Linked DNA regions of Homo sapiens: region 1 is linked to region 2. A link is a loop called in an ENCODE intact Hi-C map of the cell type or tissue named here. Cell type or tissue: GM12878. All regions are shown on one strand. Each heading gives the region's core, and the rest is flanking DNA. Links, peaks and the distances in the headings are about the cores only.

What was found. Hi-C counts contacts between places; a loop is a spot of excess contacts. Peaks named below come from ENCODE experiments on the same cell type or tissue, not always from the same donor. Only the 100,000 strongest peaks of a DNase experiment are listed, where the experiment ranks them.
Region 1: it touches region 2 in a loop (2.4-fold over the local background); 2 of 110 quality-filtered maps call a loop at or near these places.

The regions. Positions count from the first base shown.
Region 1 is chr6:116,009,818-116,012,639 of GRCh38, reverse strand. The region is part of intron 1 of FRK (fyn related Src family tyrosine kinase); the gene reads left to right. Among named protein-coding and RNA genes, the nearest start is that of FRK, 50 kb to the left of the region's middle. In GM12878, for the core only: a CTCF peak has its summit at 1,657 (motif pointing left); DNase peaks (open chromatin) are centred at 949 and 1,638; H3K4me3 peaks cover 277 bases; H3K27ac peaks cover 1,358 bases.
Region 2 is chr6:116,665,593-116,668,414 of GRCh38, reverse strand. ZUP1 (zinc finger containing ubiquitin peptidase 1) reads left to right here. Exons shown (of 10, transcript NM_145062.3): 2 at 1,208-1,781. The coding sequence starts at 1,223. Among named protein-coding and RNA genes, the nearest start is that of ZUP1, 1.8 kb to the left of the region's middle. RefSeq lists a silencer at 576-725. In GM12878, for the core only: no CTCF peak of the experiment used is centred there; DNase peaks (open chromatin) are centred at 625 and 1,294; H3K4me3 peaks cover 2,266 bases; H3K27ac peaks cover 874 bases.

The sequences.
Region 1 (2,822 bases), core at 322-2,821, 660 kb after region 2:
TCATCAACAAGTATTTATTTAACAGCTCCACAGGGCATGTGGCCAGTGCTTCATGCCACAGATATGTGAAGTTATCAGACTCTGTCCTTATGCTGGGGAGGTCTGTAGCTTCAAGTGTAAACAAAGAATAATCTAAACAAGAATTTAAAATGCATCGCTAGCTTTTGTATGCTACATATCAAAACAGAGGAGTAGTCACTGAATACTGTAGGAATTCTGAGCAGTCAAGTTTTAGTATTGCCAGTATAAGTAGTGATAGCAGTGTGAATTTAGCTAGAACAGAGGGCTGATATAGGGAGGATAAAGTTGAAGAAGTGGCTTGTGTCCAGATGGTGGAAGGCCTGAATTTCCAGGTTAATAGAGGTTTTACTCCATAAGCAAAATACCCCTTATTTATGTGTATGTGGGGAGATGATAAATCTAGTGGTGGTGGTGTGAGCAAGGGGGAGAGTCTGAGATAAATGCATGTAAAGCTTGTAGCAACAGTGCCTGCCTCCTTTTATGTGATCAGTAAATATAAATTGTTAATGTTAAAGAGAACAGGCAGTAAAATATTTCCATAATCCAAGAGGCGATGTTGAATTAGACAAGGGTTATGGTGAGGGAAATGGAAAGGAAGGAATGAATAACAAAATAATTGCGAGCATTATTTTTTTTCTTTGTCCTTATCATTCCATGTGAGTGGGAAAGAGTAGCAGGGCTAACTTCCTGGGAACCAAGGGGATACTGAGCCGAAGAAGGTTTTGTGGAAAGGGAGGGAAATAATTACCTTGACAGGAAGAACTCTCACAGAGATTTTCTTCATAGTGTTGTGGAAACACAGGTAGATGCAGGTGAGTCATACCGAACCATAATAGTTCAAGGGGCATGAATCAAGCCTTTCATTTAGATACCATAAATGACTAAATGTGGTTATGAGTGTGCCCTGCAAATTGAAGGTGTTTTGCCAATGTGGGTGACAGCGATGCCTGCCAAGTCACATTCATGAGGACAATAGGTGTTTTACCCATTATAACATGTGTAACTGTGATGAAAACATGAAAGACACTGCTAACCCTGAGCTCCCACAGGGAAATCATCCTAGCTTACTTTCCCTATGACTGGTTAGGCCAAGTTGATCGACCCAGTTTCCTTTCTGCATTTTCTGGAAGGATGTTTTTTTTTTTTCCTGGAACTAGTCTTAAGAGTTTATTTTTTTAGGATCTGTCTATAGTACTTGAAGGCTGACTGCCTTGGTCTTAAGGAGACATTATAAAAAGAAGTCATATGTTAACTTTTGTAAATCCTAGCCATCAGTTGCTGGGCATGAGTTTTCTCTTTAAAAAGTGTAAGAGGCAATTATCTTCATCTGATAAGAATTATGAGTTACCTAGGAACCTAGTTTGTACACGTCAGTGAGGCACAATAAGATTCTATTAGATGAAATGACAAAACCTTAATTGAGGTAACACATCTATTTACATGTTGATTTCCCTAAATTTTGATTAATATTTAAGATATTTATCTTATGTAAATGTTGATATTCATTTATACTGCAATTTTTTTTTTTAAGGCTCACTGCCTTTTTCATAAAATAAAGCACGTCCAGTTAATCACAGGACAGCTCTCCTTTCCCTTTTTGGATTAGTAAAATGGCCTACTGCCACCTGGTGGCAGCATGTCCTAGTCCAGAACAGCAGGCAGGACAGAAGAGTCACTTGGGATGAAACTGTTAATACAAACAAAGAAATAAGGTCATGCTCACATATTCACTCGTGTCCCAGCATGACCTCAAATCCAACATGCCTAAAACAAAATTGATAATATCTGCCTTCAATTAATTATCTTAAAATCTCTACTATTTATTGAGCATGAATGTGTCGAGACATAAAGCACTTTACATGCAGCATTCTTCTTAATCTTGAAACAAGGCTATAAGGAAATTATTATTATTCTCACTTACAAATGAGGAGATTGAGGCATAGAGAGGTTAAATAACTTCCTAATGAGATGCTGTCACTCTTAACTGTTATTATACTCTGCCTTCTGACATGTTGCAGGACATATTGTCCTTTAGTCATTCAGATTTGAAATCCTGGTGTCACATCGTCTCTTCCATCTGTTTCGCTGCTCATTCATAATCACTTGTTTTATATTCCTTTGGGATTTTTTCCTGTATCTATCAATTCTAAGTGCCAAAGTTTCTAGTCCAGACCTTTACAACATGTAAATTTTTGTAGCATGTTCCTGATTGACCTCTTTTAATTTTTTATATTTAAATACATTTTAAAGTAATCTACAACTACATGTTATTATAAACATCCAAATTATAGAGAAGAATGCAGAGTAAAAAGTGAAACTCCTCTGTCATTACTTTCATATTCTCTCACTAATCTCCAGGAAAGTAAGCACATATAATTTTTAGTTTGTGAATTTTTTTTTTTTTCGAGACAGAATCTCACTCTGTTGCCCAGGCGATGGCATGATCTCGGCTCACTGCAACCTCCGCCTCCTTGGTTCAAGCGATTCTCCTGCCTCAGCCTCCCGAGTAGCTGGGACTACAGGTGCCCACCACGCCTGGCTATTTTTGTATTTTTAGTAGAGATGGGGTTTCACCGTGTTAGCCAGGATGGTCTTGATCTCCTGACCTTGTGATCCACCCACCTCGGCCTCCCAAAGTGCTGGGATTACAGGAGTGAGCCACCATGCCCGGCCAGTTTGTTGATTTTTTAAAATATAAATAAACCTATAACACTCCTAATATTTGTAATTTACCCTTTTTTATACAACAATGTCCTGCAGACACATTTTATACAACAATGTCCTGCAGACACAGAAAATAA
Region 2 (2,822 bases), core at 276-2,775:
TAGCTTGGCACTGGGTCCTTCATGCCTCTCACTCGCTTCCTCTGAGGCACCTGGGTACTCTCTTGTCTCTTACCCGCTTAATCTGAGTCCATGTCCAAGTTCATCATTCTGTGTCTGACCGTGTCCCAGCCACCGGAAGAGAAGAAACTCCGGGTGTGACATTAATCCCACTGGGGGCTCGGGAGAACTGCCTTCTAAAATCAGAGACTGTATCCATTTGTCTGGAGAGAAATGAAAAAAATAAGGACAATGTAGGGAGGTATTTTAAAGGTAAATTTATTTAAATGAAGTGATAGTGTCATTACTTTTCCTGTTTGATTTTAAATAGTCTTTAGCTGAACGATGACCTGTAGTAGGAAGGTGGTGGCGAAGTGATTGCTTTTTTTAAAATTATTTTTTTAACACTTTTATGTCAGTAGTCAGTACTTTATTTGTCCATAAAATCCAAAAATAACTACCTTTGGATTTTACAGTAGTCTTTGACTGAACCTCAGAGAGATGAGATTCCTTACCCAAAATGATGAATCTGAAATTATTACCCAGTTCTCTTGACTCTGGAATAAGTGCTTTTTTCTACTATACCACTTCTGCTTTTATTCTTGGGGCTGAGAGTACAGGCTGTGGAGCACGACGGGGTTGGCATTTTGGCTTCCACCTTTTTCTGCTTGTGGTGACCTGTCTGAGCCAGAATTTCTTTATGTGTAGAGCGATAATAATAGTACTTAAATTACAATAATAGCACTTAAATAGCACTTGATACATGTAAGACTCTAAGTTTACAGTGTTAAACTCTACTTGTAAGATGTGTTTATTTACCTCCTCAATATAATCAGCTTCAGTATTCAGTATTTAGATATATCAGTTGATAAATAGGTTTCTTCTCTTCATTTTTTTCTTACCTGATTTATCTTACCTGGACAATTTTTTAAACGTTATTTTTTCTCCACCTTGGGCCAGAGACATTTTTTGAAATATTTTATTTTTAAAATTACTTGTATTCATTATTATTGCCTTTTTTTAAAAAAAAATAAATGAAATTTTGGTTGATATTTATAAATAAGTTTTTGTATTTGAGGAACAGTAAGTACATTGAAAACTTCTTCATCAAAATAATCCAGCGTTAAAGACCAAGTAATTGTCTCAAATCATTTTATGAAACACATTTTTTCTTCAAATCTTTGAAACCTAATGTTATGTTCTTTTCTAGCTACTTGTCAATACCATGCTTTCCTGTAATATTTGTGGTGAAACAGTAACCTCAGAACCAGACATGAAAGCTCACCTAATTGTTCACATGGAAAGTGAAATTATATGTCCATTTTGCAAGTTGTCAGGTGTGAATTATGATGAAATGTGTTTTCATATCGAAACAGCTCATTTTGAGCAGAATACACTTGAAAGAAACTTTGAGAGGATAAATACAGTACAATATGGAACTTCAGATAACAAGAAAGACAACACCCTACAGTGTGGAATGGAAGTTAATTCAAGTATTCTTTCAGGTTGTGCATCTAATCATCCAAAAAATTCAGCTCAAAACCTGACTAAAGATAGTACTTTAAAACATGAAGGCTTCTATTCAGAGAACTTAACTGAATCTAGAAAATTCCTGAAAAGTAGGGAAAAACAGTCCAGCCTGACCGAAATAAAAGGATCTGTTTATGAAACAACATACAGTCCTCCTGAATGTCCATTCTGTGGAAAAATAGAGGAGCACAGTGAAGATATGGAAACTCATGTGAAAACAAAGCATGCCAATCTTTTAGACATTCCATTGGAAGGTAAAGTTTTCATTTCATTATAAATTATAAGTTTACAGCCTCAATTTAATATGTGGTATTTTAAAAGTTGGTTTGTAAGTCAGCTTACTACAGATGTGTTTTGAAATCCATTTTATGTCTATAACATTTTTCATTTGCTGTTACTGAAATATAAAAGTACATTATGGAAAAGAATTTTAATGCAGATATAAAATGTTTCAGCTACATTGAGAGTAGTTTTGGAACTTTCTGTCTAGTTTCCAGAGGGTATTCTTTTTATTGTCACTAACCCAGTAGCATCTGGACTGTCCTGGACTCTCTGACTTTGCATTGAGTTCTATTTTGACTCCATTATTCTGTTATGATTGGAGAACAAACTCTCTGTGATATCAGTTCTTTTAAATTTGTTGAGGCCTGTTTTATGGCTCAAGACACGAGCTATCTTGGTCATGTTCTGTGGATACTTGGGAAAAAAAAGTGTATTCTGCTTTGTTGGGTGGAATGTTATATGTATGTCACTAGATCCTGTTGTTTATGTTCAGATTATTTATATCCTTGCTTGTTTTCTATAGTAGTACTGTCTAGTAGTTCTATCAATTTTTGAGAAGGGGTTGTTGAAATCCCTGATTATAATTGTAAATTTATCTATTTTTCCTTTCAGCTCTGTCAGGTTTTGTTTCATGTATTTTGAGACTCTATTGTTGGTGTGTACACATTTAGGATCTTATGTCTTTTTCTTATTGTTGAACTTTAAGAATTTGTGGAGCCAGGTGTTGTGGCTCATGCCTGTAATCCCAGCAAGTTGAGAGTCCGAGGTGGGCAGATCCCTTGAGTCCAGGAGTTCGAGACGATCCTGGGCAATGTGGCAAAAGCTCGTCTCTTCAAAAAAAAAAAAAAAAACCAAAAAACTAGCCAGGCCTAGTGGCTTGCGTCTGTAGCCCCAGCTATTTGGGAGGCTGAAATAGGAGGATCACCTGAGCCTGGGAAGTGGACGCTGCAGTGAGCCATGATCACACTACTGCACTCCGCACTCCACTCTGGGTGACTGAATAAGACCCTGTC